2 separate regions of the Homo sapiens genome follow, and region 1 is linked to region 2. Evidence: chromatin contacts called from ENCODE Hi-C or POLR2A ChIA-PET data. All regions are on one chromosome and are shown on one strand. The core of a region is the stretch at or near the end of the contact, and the rest is flanking DNA. Distances in the headings are between cores, read along the strand shown. Region 1 overlaps PRR12 (proline rich 12). Region 2 holds the start of RPL13A (ribosomal protein L13a).

Region 1 (5,298 bases), core at 826-3,325, 130 kb after region 2:
ACTTGAACTCAGGAGATGGAGGTTGCAGTGAGCCGAGATTGCGCCACTGCACTCCAGCCTGGCGACAGAGCAAGACTCTGTCTCAAAAAAAAAAAAAAAAAAAGCTTGCTAGTGAGCTCCCCAGGTCAAGTCTCCAATCAGCTGTGGGTATGGAACCATTGAGTAGGAGGCTGTGGGCCAGGCCACTTTTCTAGTAATCGGCAGTTGGCATGGTCAGTGATATGAGTGACATGATGAGAGGCAGGATGGGTGGGGCTTGGGGATTGACTGGCCCTGTTTGGGGAACGGGCAAGGCTGAAGTCAGGGTGAGGCCTGATGACTGGGTGTGGGGTGGGGATGCTGGGAGGAAAAGTGGTTTGATGGAAGGTACCAAGCCCAGTGAGAATGTGCTAGCCAGAGGGTCTGATCCCAGCTACAGTGTCAACAGCTTCCTGAGAGGTCACCAACACCGGGAGTGGGAGGGGGCAGAGGTAGGGGTGGTCTCCTTGGGCTGACAAGATGCTCCAATGGCTTCCTCAAGCTGCTGCTTTTTCTTTTTGAGACAGGGTCTTGCTCTGTTGCCCAGGCCAGAGTGCAGTGCTGTGATCTCAGCTCACTGCAACCTCCACCTCCCGGGTTCAAGTGATTCTCCTTCCTTAGCCTCCCAAGTAGCTGGGAGTACAGGCACGCACTACCACACCTGGCTAATTTTTGTATTTTAGTAGAGGTGGGGTTTCACCATGTAGGCTGGGCTGGTCTCAAACTCCCGACCTCAAGTGATCCCACCTCGGCCTCCCAAAATGTTGGGATTAAAGGTGTGAGCCACTGCACTCAGCCTGGCCCCCCTTTTAAAGACATGTTCCTTCCAGGGACTCTTTTTGGCATCCGTCACCTATTCCAGGAAGCATTCTTGGATTCAGTTTAAATTTGAGGACAAGCGCGGTGGCTCATGCCTATAATCCCAGCACTTTGGGAGGCCGAGGCAGGTGGATCACCTGAGGTCAGGAGTTCAAGACCAGCCCGGCCAACATGGCAAAAACCCCTTCTCTACTAAAAATACAAAAATTAGCCTGGTATCGTAGGTGCCTATAATCCCAGCTACTAAGGAGGCTGAGGCAGGAGAGTCATTTGAACCCAGGAGGCGCAGGTTGCAGTGAGCCGAGATTGCGCCCCTGCACTCTAGCCTGGCTGACTGAGGCTCCATCTCAAAAAAAAAAAAAAAAAAAAAATCTGAGGCCCCTCCTCTAGGCTTCTGTAGTGTCCAGGGAATTGGCATTAGGACATTTATGACTTGTACTATTATTTCTTGTGTCCATATTTCGCGCCTCTGCTGCCCTTTTAGTCCTCAAGGTCACATGCTCAGTGTGACTCACGTCCATCAGTTGCCATCGCCCAGCTGGGGCACACACAAACTGCAGGGTGGTGGTGGTTGGTGTTCAGGTGTTTGTGGGGCAGGGGGAGCAGAGATAGGGAGCCTTCCTGTTGCTCTGTCTTCCCTGCTGTGGACATGCTGGTGAAATGGTCTCAGGTAACCTCACCTGCCTGTTCTTGGCACAGGCCACAAACTCACCCTGTTTTGTTTATTTGCTTGTCTGTCTCATTACCTCTGTTATTACCTGAGAAGGCTTTTTCAGTGTCTTAGACTCCTCAGGTTGCTATACCAGAATACCATAGACTGGGTGGCTTATAAGCAACAGAGATTTGGCTGGGCTTGGTGGATCACGCCTCTAATCCTAGCACTTTGGGAGGCCGAGCCGGGTGGATCACCTGAGGTCGGGAGTTCAAGACCAGCCCGACCAACATGGAGAAACCCCGTCTCTACTAAAAATACAAAATTAGTCGGGTGTGGTGGCGCATGCCTGTAATTCCAGTGTCTCAGGAGGCTGAGGCAGAAGAATCGGCTTGAACCCGGGAGGCGGAGGTCGCAGTGAGCTGAGATTGCGCCACTGCACTCCAACCTGGGCAACAAGAGCAAAACTCCGTCTCAAAAAAAGAAAAAGTAAAAAGAGAATTATGTGGGGGGACAGTCAGACCACAACAGGACGTCTTGCTCACAACCGTACTCTCCTGTCCAGCACAGTAAATAGCAGGCGGTGTTCAAAGATTGTCATTACTCTGAGTCACACAGGAAGTTTTGGGCTTTCACCCCGTAAAGCAATAGTGACTCAAACTCTACAGCCTGAGAACGAGCAGCCCAATCCAGGGTACTGGGTGGGCAGGAGGCGACAGGGTCAAGTTCAAGCTGTACACAGAGCTGAACACATCATGGGGGTAGAAGATATTTGTTGTTGACGTGTCTGCCTTTTCTCTAAGGGGATGGTGAGGGAAGCCAGTGGGCCAGGGCGTAGGGGCAGTAGGTCTAGGAATGAGGGCTGACCCTGCTGGCCTCACCACACCCCTCCTCCTCAGCTGGCGTTGCAGACGGGGCGTGAACCCCCACCCATCTGGCGAGTCCAGAAGGCCCTTCTGCAGAAATTCACTCCGGAGATCAAGGACGGCCAGAGGCAGTTTTGTGCCACCAGTAATGTAAGCCTGCAAAGGGGACCAAGGACTTGGGGGCCCCGGGGCGTGGTATCTAGGAGCTGGGGTTCCCCTTAGTGTGGCTGTGACTCACTCCACAGTGTATCTGGAAGGGGGCCCCCTGCTGCCGGCAGGCTCCAAGCAGCTGCCATGGTGGCCCAGGGCACGGGGGTGTTGGCCATCTGGCTGGGCAGTGTGAAGAATTTCCTCATGTGCCTCTTTCTCCCCATAGTATTTGGGGTATTTTGGGGATGCAAAAAATCGGTACCAGCGCCTCTATGTAAAGTTCCTGGAAAATGTCAATAAGAAGGACTACGTGAGGGTCTGTGCTCGGAAACCCTGGCATCGGCCCCCAGTGCCAGTCAGGTACCAACCATGGGGGACACAGGGGCAGGTAGTATGTAGCGCCGACAGGCATGGGGATGCGGCATGCAAGAGAGAAGGCTGGAGAGTGGGGGGTGGGGACAGAGAGAGGAGACAGAGCCCAGAGAGAGAGGGGGACAGAGACCCGGAGAGAAATAGGGACAGAGACCCAGAGAAGGGGGGATAGAGACCCAGAGACAGGAGGGGAACAGAGACCCAGAGGTGGGGGGACAGAGACCCAGAGATGGGAGAACAGAGAACCAGACGCATGAGGGAGACGGAGACTCAGAAGGAGACAGAGACCCAGAGAAAAAGAGGGACAGAGATGGGGGAGGACAAAGATCCAGAGACAGGGAGACAGAGACCCAGAGACGGGAGGGGACAGAGACTCACAGAAGGCTACAGAGACCTGGGGTGGACAGAGACCCAGAAAGAGGGGGATAGAGACCCAGAGAGGGAGGGGAATAGAGACCCAGAGAGGGAGGGGGTCAGAGACCCAGAGAGGGAGGGGGTCAGAGACCCAGAGAGGGAGGGGGTCAGAGTCCCAGAGAGGGAGGGGGTCAGAGTCCCAGAGAGGGAGGGGGTCAGAGTCCCAGAGAGGGAGGGGAACAGAGACCAGAGAGAGGAGGGGACAGTATGAGAGAAGCTATTCCTGTGCCTAGGGCACTGAGCAGGGACCCTGAGGAGAATTTGGATTATTGGGGGCTGCTGACTACAGTCCCTTCTCTGTTCCCTTCTAGACGCTCTGGGCAGGCCAAGAACCCCGTATCTGCTGGGGGTAGCTCTGCACCTCCCCCTAAGGCCCCAGCACCACCTCCCAAGCCTGAGACCCCTGAAAAGACGACATCTGAGAAGCCCCCAGAGCAGACTCCTGAGACGGCCATGCCTGAGCCCCCTGCCCCCGAGAAGCCCTCCCTCCTGCGGCCTGTTGAGAAGGAAAAGGAGAAGGAGAAGGTGACACGTGGAGAGCGGCCATTGCGGGGTGAGCGGGCCACCAGCGGACGGCAGACACGGCCAGAGCGGAGTCTCGCCACGGGACAACCTGCCACATCCCGGCTGCCCAAAGCCCGGCCTACCAAGGTGAAGGCTGAACCGCCCCCTAAGAAGAGGAAGAAATGGCTGAAGGAGGCAGGCGGCAACGCTACAGCAGGCGGGGGCCCACCAGGCAGCTCCTCGGACTCGGAGTCCTCCCCTGGAGCCCCCAGCGAGGACGGTGAGGCCCTAGGCAGCCTCAGGGCTGCAGGGGTGGGTGGGGAAGGGACACAGGTGAGGGCTGTCCAGAGGGCTCCAGGTAGCCTTGGCAGGACAGTAAGAACCAGTATGTTACAGATAATGGCAGTAGCTCACAGTCACGGGGCATCTCACTACACGACAGGCTGCCTCCTGAGAAGCTGATGGATGTTAACTTGTGTAATTTTCACCCATCCTAGTAGGTAGATACTGTTATCCTCATCTACAGATGAGGAAGCTGAGGCTCCAAGAGAGGGCAGCACAGTCTGTGTTGGGTGCCCAGCAGAGTTGCAACTGAGCCCAGGGTGCCTCGGACTCTGTTCTTCAGTGCTGCGTTCTGCCTCATAATAGGCAAGATTTGAGGGCTGAGGAAGATGTGGGACTAGGCAGCTGTCCTGGAGGCTCTGTGATGGTGGGGTTTCCTGTGAGGCCCTGGGTGACCCTGAGAAAGAGGCATAACCTCTTGTGCCTTAGTGACCTCACCTGTAAAATGGGTTCATAATAGACGAAGCTCATAGGAGAGTGCCAATCTTTAGTAGACACTACCTGTCTACTCCATGTCTGCCCAGCACACTGCCACATCCTCAGTGCTTATGATGATGTCTGGTTAGGCCGGGCACAGTGGCTCGCGCCTGTAATCCCAACACTTTGGGAGGCCAAGGTGGGCGGATCAGCTGAGGTCAGGAGTTCAAGACCAGCCTGACCAACATGGTGAAATCCCGGCTTTACTAAAAAATACAAAAATTAGCCCAGCATGGTGGCGTGTGCCTGTAATCCCAGCTACTCAACGAGGCTGAGGCAGGAGAATCACTTGAACCCGGGAGGCAGAGGTTACGGTGAGCTGAGATCAGGCCACTGCACTCCAGCCTAGATGACAGAACAAGACTCCGTCTCAAAAAAAAAAAAAAAAGTCTGGTTAGTGATGACAATAACAACAACAAAAATAAATATATATTCACATATGTACAGTAAGGGTAACAGCTGATTTTTGTTGAGTGTTTACTATGTACCAGAAATCATTTTAAACATTTGCACACAGGCTTACTTGACCTTTACCTAATAAACCCCGTGAGATAGCTTGGTAGAATTATCCTCATTTTAAAGATGGGGGCTGGGTGTGGTGGCTCGCACCGGTAATCCCTTCACTTTGGGAGGCTGAGGTGGTAGACTCACTTGAGCTCAAGAGTTCGAGATGAGCCTGGGCAA
Region 2 (5,155 bases), core at 1,115-3,614:
TTTTCTTTTTTTTTTTTTTTTTGAGATGGGAGTTTCGCTCTTGTCGCCCAGGCTGGAGTGCAATGGCACGATCTTGGCTCACCGCAACCTCTGCCTCCCAGGTTCAAGCGATTCTCCTGCCTCAGCCTCCCAAGTAGCTGGGATTACAGACATGCACCACCATGCCTAGCAAATTTTGTTTTTGTTTTTGTTTTTTTCTTTTGAGACAGACTTTTGCTTTTATTGCCAAGGCTGGAGTGCAATGGTGCAATCTCGACTCACTGCAACCTCCGCCTCCCGGGTTCAAGCAATTCTCCTGCCTCAGCTAATTTTGTAGTTTTAGTAGAAACGGTTTCTCCATGTTAGCTAGGCTGGTCTCAAACTCCCAACCTCAGGTGATCCGCCCGCCTCGACCTCCTAAAGTGCTGGAATTACAGGCGTGAGCCACTGTGCCTGGCCCTAATTTTGTATTTTTAGTAGAGATGGGGTTTCTCCCTGTTGGTCAGGCTGGTCTCAAACTCCCAACCTAAGGTGATCCACCAGCCTCAGCCTCCCAAACTGCTGGGATTATAGGCATGAGCCACCGCGCCCGGGGAAATATAGGGAACATTTCTATCATGGCCACGTTCTCTTGGACAGCAATGCCCTAGCACATAGTAAGCGCTTGCTGGGAATGGAGTTGTTTTGGGCATAAATCTGTGGCCCGCCCCAAGCTAAGCTACTTTCCCTCTCCTCTCTCAGCGGAGCCTTAAACAACGCAGTGAGACAGACATCTATCATCCCATTTTACAGGGGAGGATACTGAGGCACACAGAGGGGAGTCACCAGCCAGAGGATGCATAGCCTGGACACAGAGGAAGTTGGCTAGAGGCCGGTCCCTTCCTTGGGCCCCTCTCATTCCCTCCCCAGAATGGAGGCAACGCCAGAATCCAGCACCGGCCCCATTTACCCAACTCTGTACAAAGCCCTTGTCCCCATGAAATTGTATATAAATCATCCTTTTCTACCAGCTCTGGCCAGGTCTGTCTATGGATGGGTGTGAATGGGGTAGTTTTGATTTCAGAATCTTGGTTTTTGAATTGCAATGCAATGTTTCATTCAATACGTGTTTTCTGAGGTCCCCTGGAGCCCCGGGCCGGCGCTGGGCAATGTCAGAGCCTGGATTTGAGTCAGAACCAGCCCAGGTGCCCCAGGTCTCCTTGGCTATGGACGAGAAGACAAGGGATTCAGCGAGCCTGGGTGCAGGATGCCATAGGCTACTATGGAGATAAAACAGAGGCAGTGTGAGGGGCAACTCACCCAGGCAGGGAGAGCAGAGAGGCTTTCCAGAGCCAAATGGCATTGCGATGGTGACAAGCCAGATTTGGAGGGGGTGGGGAGGGCATCCTGGGCAAGGGACCCAGCTGAAGCAAAGGCCGACAGTCCAGAAAGTGAGAAGTTCCTCTGAGGAACGCTCAGTGGATTGGTGCAGCCAGGCAACTAGAAGCCATTCCTTGATCCACTCTTAGAGCCCCTGGGGAAGACCACCTCCATCTGTTTTACAGATGGATAAACTGAGGCCCAGATAAGGCCAAGGGTTTCTCCAGGTCACAGTGAAGTCGACCAGACACAGGAATCCAAATCTCTAAGCCTAGAATGGGCAAGGCTCCGGGGCTCACGCCGGTAATCCCAGCACTTTGGGAGGCCGAAACGGGAGGATCGCTTGAGCCCAGGAGTTCGAGATCAGCCTGGCCAACATGTCAGACTCCCCCCGTTCCCGGGCCACAACAAAATATATATATATATATATATTAGCCAGGCATGGTGGCGCGCCCCTGTAGTCCAAGTTACTCGAGAGGCTGAGGCAGGAGGATCCCTTGAGCCCAGGAAGTGGAGGCTGCGGTGAGCCATGATCGCCCCACAGCACTCTGGTGTGGACAACACAGCGAGACCCTGTCTCACAAAATAAAGTAAGCCCGGACTGAGTGCGGAAAGGCGGGCCTGGCGGGTCTGGTCTCCCCATGCGGGCCACCAGAGGCCCTGCAGCCTTCAGTCGCTTGAAGGGGTAATGGCGCTTCCACTCACAAACATGGCGGACAGAGCGTGTGAACGAGATGAACAGCCCCTCAAAAATATGGCCGCCGAGGCTGGACGGCCGTGCCCCAGCAGCACCGCCTCCGCGCCCCACGTGATCTCTCGCCGGGCACAGCGCTGACCGCGGAGGTCCAACCGGAAGAATGTCCGGATTGGACATTCGGAAGAGGGCCCGCCTTCCCTGGGGAATCTCTGCGCACGCGCAGAACGCTTCGACCAATGAAAACACAGGAAGCCGTCCGCGCAACCGCGTTGCGTCACTTCTGCCGCCCCTGTTTCAAGGGATAAGAAACCCTGCGACAAAACCTCCTCCTTTTCCAAGCGGCTGCCGAAGATGGCGGAGGTGCAGGTATGGGCTCCGCGCGGGCCGGGGCGGCAAGGGGCCGGGTGGGATCCAGGCCGGAATGGGGTCGCACCCTCTCTGTCTTGCATGTTTTGCGGAGCTTAACATCCATAATGAAGCAAAATGGAAGTCTTTTGGGATAAGGGGAATCTGTAGGAAATGCCGCGGCTCTCTTTAGGCCTAGGGTTGGCTACAATGTGGCATTTCCTTCTCGAGGCGAGGGTGATAGAGCTTCCAGCACAGGACAGGTATTTTGCAACTAGATTTTGCTTACCTTGAACTCGGGTAGTGGGTGGGGGCCCTGGGGTAGAGTCTTGGCCGAATTGGACCCTTGTGTGTCCTCAGCGATGAGGAACACGCGGAAGTGTGGCCGGGCGGTCTCGGGGCAATGAGAAACTGAGTTTTGGCCAAAATGGAAGGTATTTTTATCCCGCTCAGTGCGCGGGCTACTTTGATTTCACGTGGAGGTGTTAATCGGGGTCCCCTGCAGCTCCGGTTCTTTTAATTCTCAATGCCTTTCTGCGGGGGGTCGAGAGCTGTTGGCTGCGGGGCACTCTGGAATGAACTCGTTTTCCGTCGTTTTGGGGATTGGCGATTGTCCTGAGGCGTGTTACTGGAAGTCGAGAGCTGTGATGAATGGTTCCACAAGGATGGGACATCTTTTGGGCCTGACACCTGGGGGCCCTTTCCCTGGCTCCTGGTGTAGCTACTTAAGTATAAAGGAGGGATTGGCCCTGGAAAGGTTTCTTTGTGAGTAGTCTGTTGTTGGGGCGGGTGACATTTCAGAGCCAGGCCGATCTAGGCAAGTTGTGTTCACCAAGCATGTGTCTTTGTGCCTAGCACAGTTCGCAATGTTTTGCGTAGTTCAGTTAACCATATTCCTGAGGCAGTTACTGGTATCCTTGTTTTACAGAGGAGGAAATTAAATTGGAATTGGTGATTTTGGGCCAAGGTCACGACTTCAGGAAGTCTGTCTGGATTTTAGAGTCTTTGTACCAACGCTTACAAAGCATGTGTAACAACCAGTGTGTGCTTCATGCTTTTGCATTAAAACAATGAGGATTTCTACTTTTAGTGTTTTTTCTGAGACGGAGTCTCGCTGTGACACCCAGGCTGGAGTGCAATGGTGCGATCTTGGCTCATTGCAACCTCTGCTTCCCAAGTTCAAGTGATTCTCCTGCCTCAGCTTCCCGAGTACCTGGGACTGCAGGTGCCTGCCACGACGCTTGGCTAATTTTTGTGTTTTTAGTAGAGACAGGGTTTCACCATATTGGCCAGGATGGTCTCGAACTCCTGACCTCAACTGATCTGCCCACCTAGGCCTCTCAAAGTGCTGGGATTACAGGCGTGAGCCCCTGTGCCCGGCCAGGATTTCTACTCCGGAGGAAGCTGAGGTTCGGTGCCTGAGCAGTTTACCGGGGAAAGCAGAGTGCTCTATAGCAGAGCTAGCATGGGCTTTTGACTACTCTGCCTAATCTCATCCCACCTGAAATTCGGTTTTCTTCCAAATTAAATTTGTGGTAGAAACATCCTATACATTAGAAGAGAATTAGATTGTGTTAACATCCTACAATTGATTGGCCACAGTGGCTCAAGCCTGTAATCCGAGCATTTTGGAAGGCCGAGGCACACGGTTCACTTGAAGCGAGGAGTACAAGAGCAGCCTAGGCAACATGGCAAAACCCTGACTCAACAAAAAAAAAAGTACAAAAATTAGCTGCGTGTGGTGGTGCGCGCCTGTAGTCCCAGCTACTCATGAGGCTGAGGTGGGAGGATAGCTTGATCCTGGGAGGTCACAGGATCACAGGACAGCCTGTGCAACAGCGAGACCCTGTCTCAAAACCAAATCCTACAGTTTATTAGTTACAAGGTCTTGTAACTGGGTAGTCAGTGGGCAGAGCCTTGCTGGTCTTCGTTCAAATCCAATTGCTTTGCAAAATACAATCTGAGCATAAAATACTCATAGAAGAACTCAGATATGAGGGGAGTTTGGGCCTCTTAAACTGCTCACTCACTGATCCTGAGGCAGCCTTGCTTTCTCAGTCCCTGTTCCTCATCTGTAGAACGGGGCTCCGTGCATAGTTCCCAGCTCTGATGGCTGGGTGCAAGGCACGCTGTTGGCACGGTAGGACAAAAGAAGGGAATGCTTGCTTGTGAGGACAATCAAAGGCTGTCCTTGTCTCTGAGTCCTTTTGCCCTTGTCTCCCACAGGTCCTGGTGCTTGATGGTCGAGGCCATCTCCTGGGCCGCCTGGCGGCCATCGTGGCTAAACAGGTACTGCTGGGTAAGTCGCTGCTCGTGGCCCCTCTGTCATGGGCCCCCGCTGGAGGTCAGTGATGAGCAACATTCACCATCTTTCGTTTGAGTCTCACGGCCATGAGATCAACCCCATGCACCGCTCTGAGACCTGCCAGCCACTCTTCCCCAGGGTTGGGGACTCCAGGCTCAAGAAGTAATTATGTATTAGGCTAGTTTTTCATTTAAACAGGAACTTAGCTCTGGCAAGTACTGCGCTGTGTCTGGAGGGTGACTGCATAGGCAGTGGTGGGACCCTCAGGCGGCTCGGCCCTGCTAAGCCTTTCCCTCCCTCTAGGCCGGAAGGTGGTGGTCGTACGCTGTGAAGGCATCAACATTTCTGGCAATTTCTACAGAAACAAGTGTAAGTTAGGACCTGGGAGGAGCACTGGAGAGGGTCTCCCTGTGGGGTGTTGAGGCTCTGAAAGCAATTGCAGCCGTGTTGGGAGAGGCTACTTGGGGTTT

Evidence for each region. Hi-C counts contacts between places; a loop is a spot of excess contacts on that map. ChIA-PET counts read pairs that join two places held with the same protein, here RNA polymerase II (POLR2A). Pooled maps may share reads with other maps.
Region 1: a pooled map shows a loop between it and region 2 (3-fold over the local background). The contact joins the enhancer-like site here to the promoter of RPL13A in region 2. A Hi-C loop is called at or near these places in 1 of 50 pooled maps. POLR2A ChIA-PET finds 5 or more read pairs at or near these places in 5 of 52 experiments (HEK293, K562, MCF 10A and 2 more).

The regions. Positions count from the first base shown.
Region 1 is chr19:49,612,145-49,617,442 of GRCh38, forward strand. It overlaps PRR12 (proline rich 12), which reads left to right. Exons shown (of 14, transcript NM_020719.3): 7 at 2,389-2,505; 8 at 2,732-2,865; 9 at 3,603-4,075. Among named protein-coding and RNA genes, the nearest start is that of PRR12, 24 kb to the left of the region's middle. Within about 2 kb of position 2,076, at least 10 of the 41 ENCODE cell types and tissues checked have a DNase peak (open chromatin) inside an H3K27ac peak, as active enhancers do.
Region 2 is chr19:49,485,244-49,490,398 of GRCh38, forward strand. It overlaps RPL13A (ribosomal protein L13a), which reads left to right and starts at 2,365. Exons shown (of 8, transcript NM_012423.4): 1 at 2,365-2,401; 2 at 4,607-4,679; 3 at 4,989-5,054. The coding sequence starts at 2,387. It overlaps FLT3LG (fms related receptor tyrosine kinase 3 ligand), which reads left to right. Exons shown (of 9, transcript NM_001459.4): 9 at 772-988. SNORD32A (small nucleolar RNA, C/D box 32A) reads left to right here and starts at 4,723; the gene lies at 4,723-4,804. RefSeq lists enhancers at 1,753-2,252, 2,313-2,432, 2,341-2,945.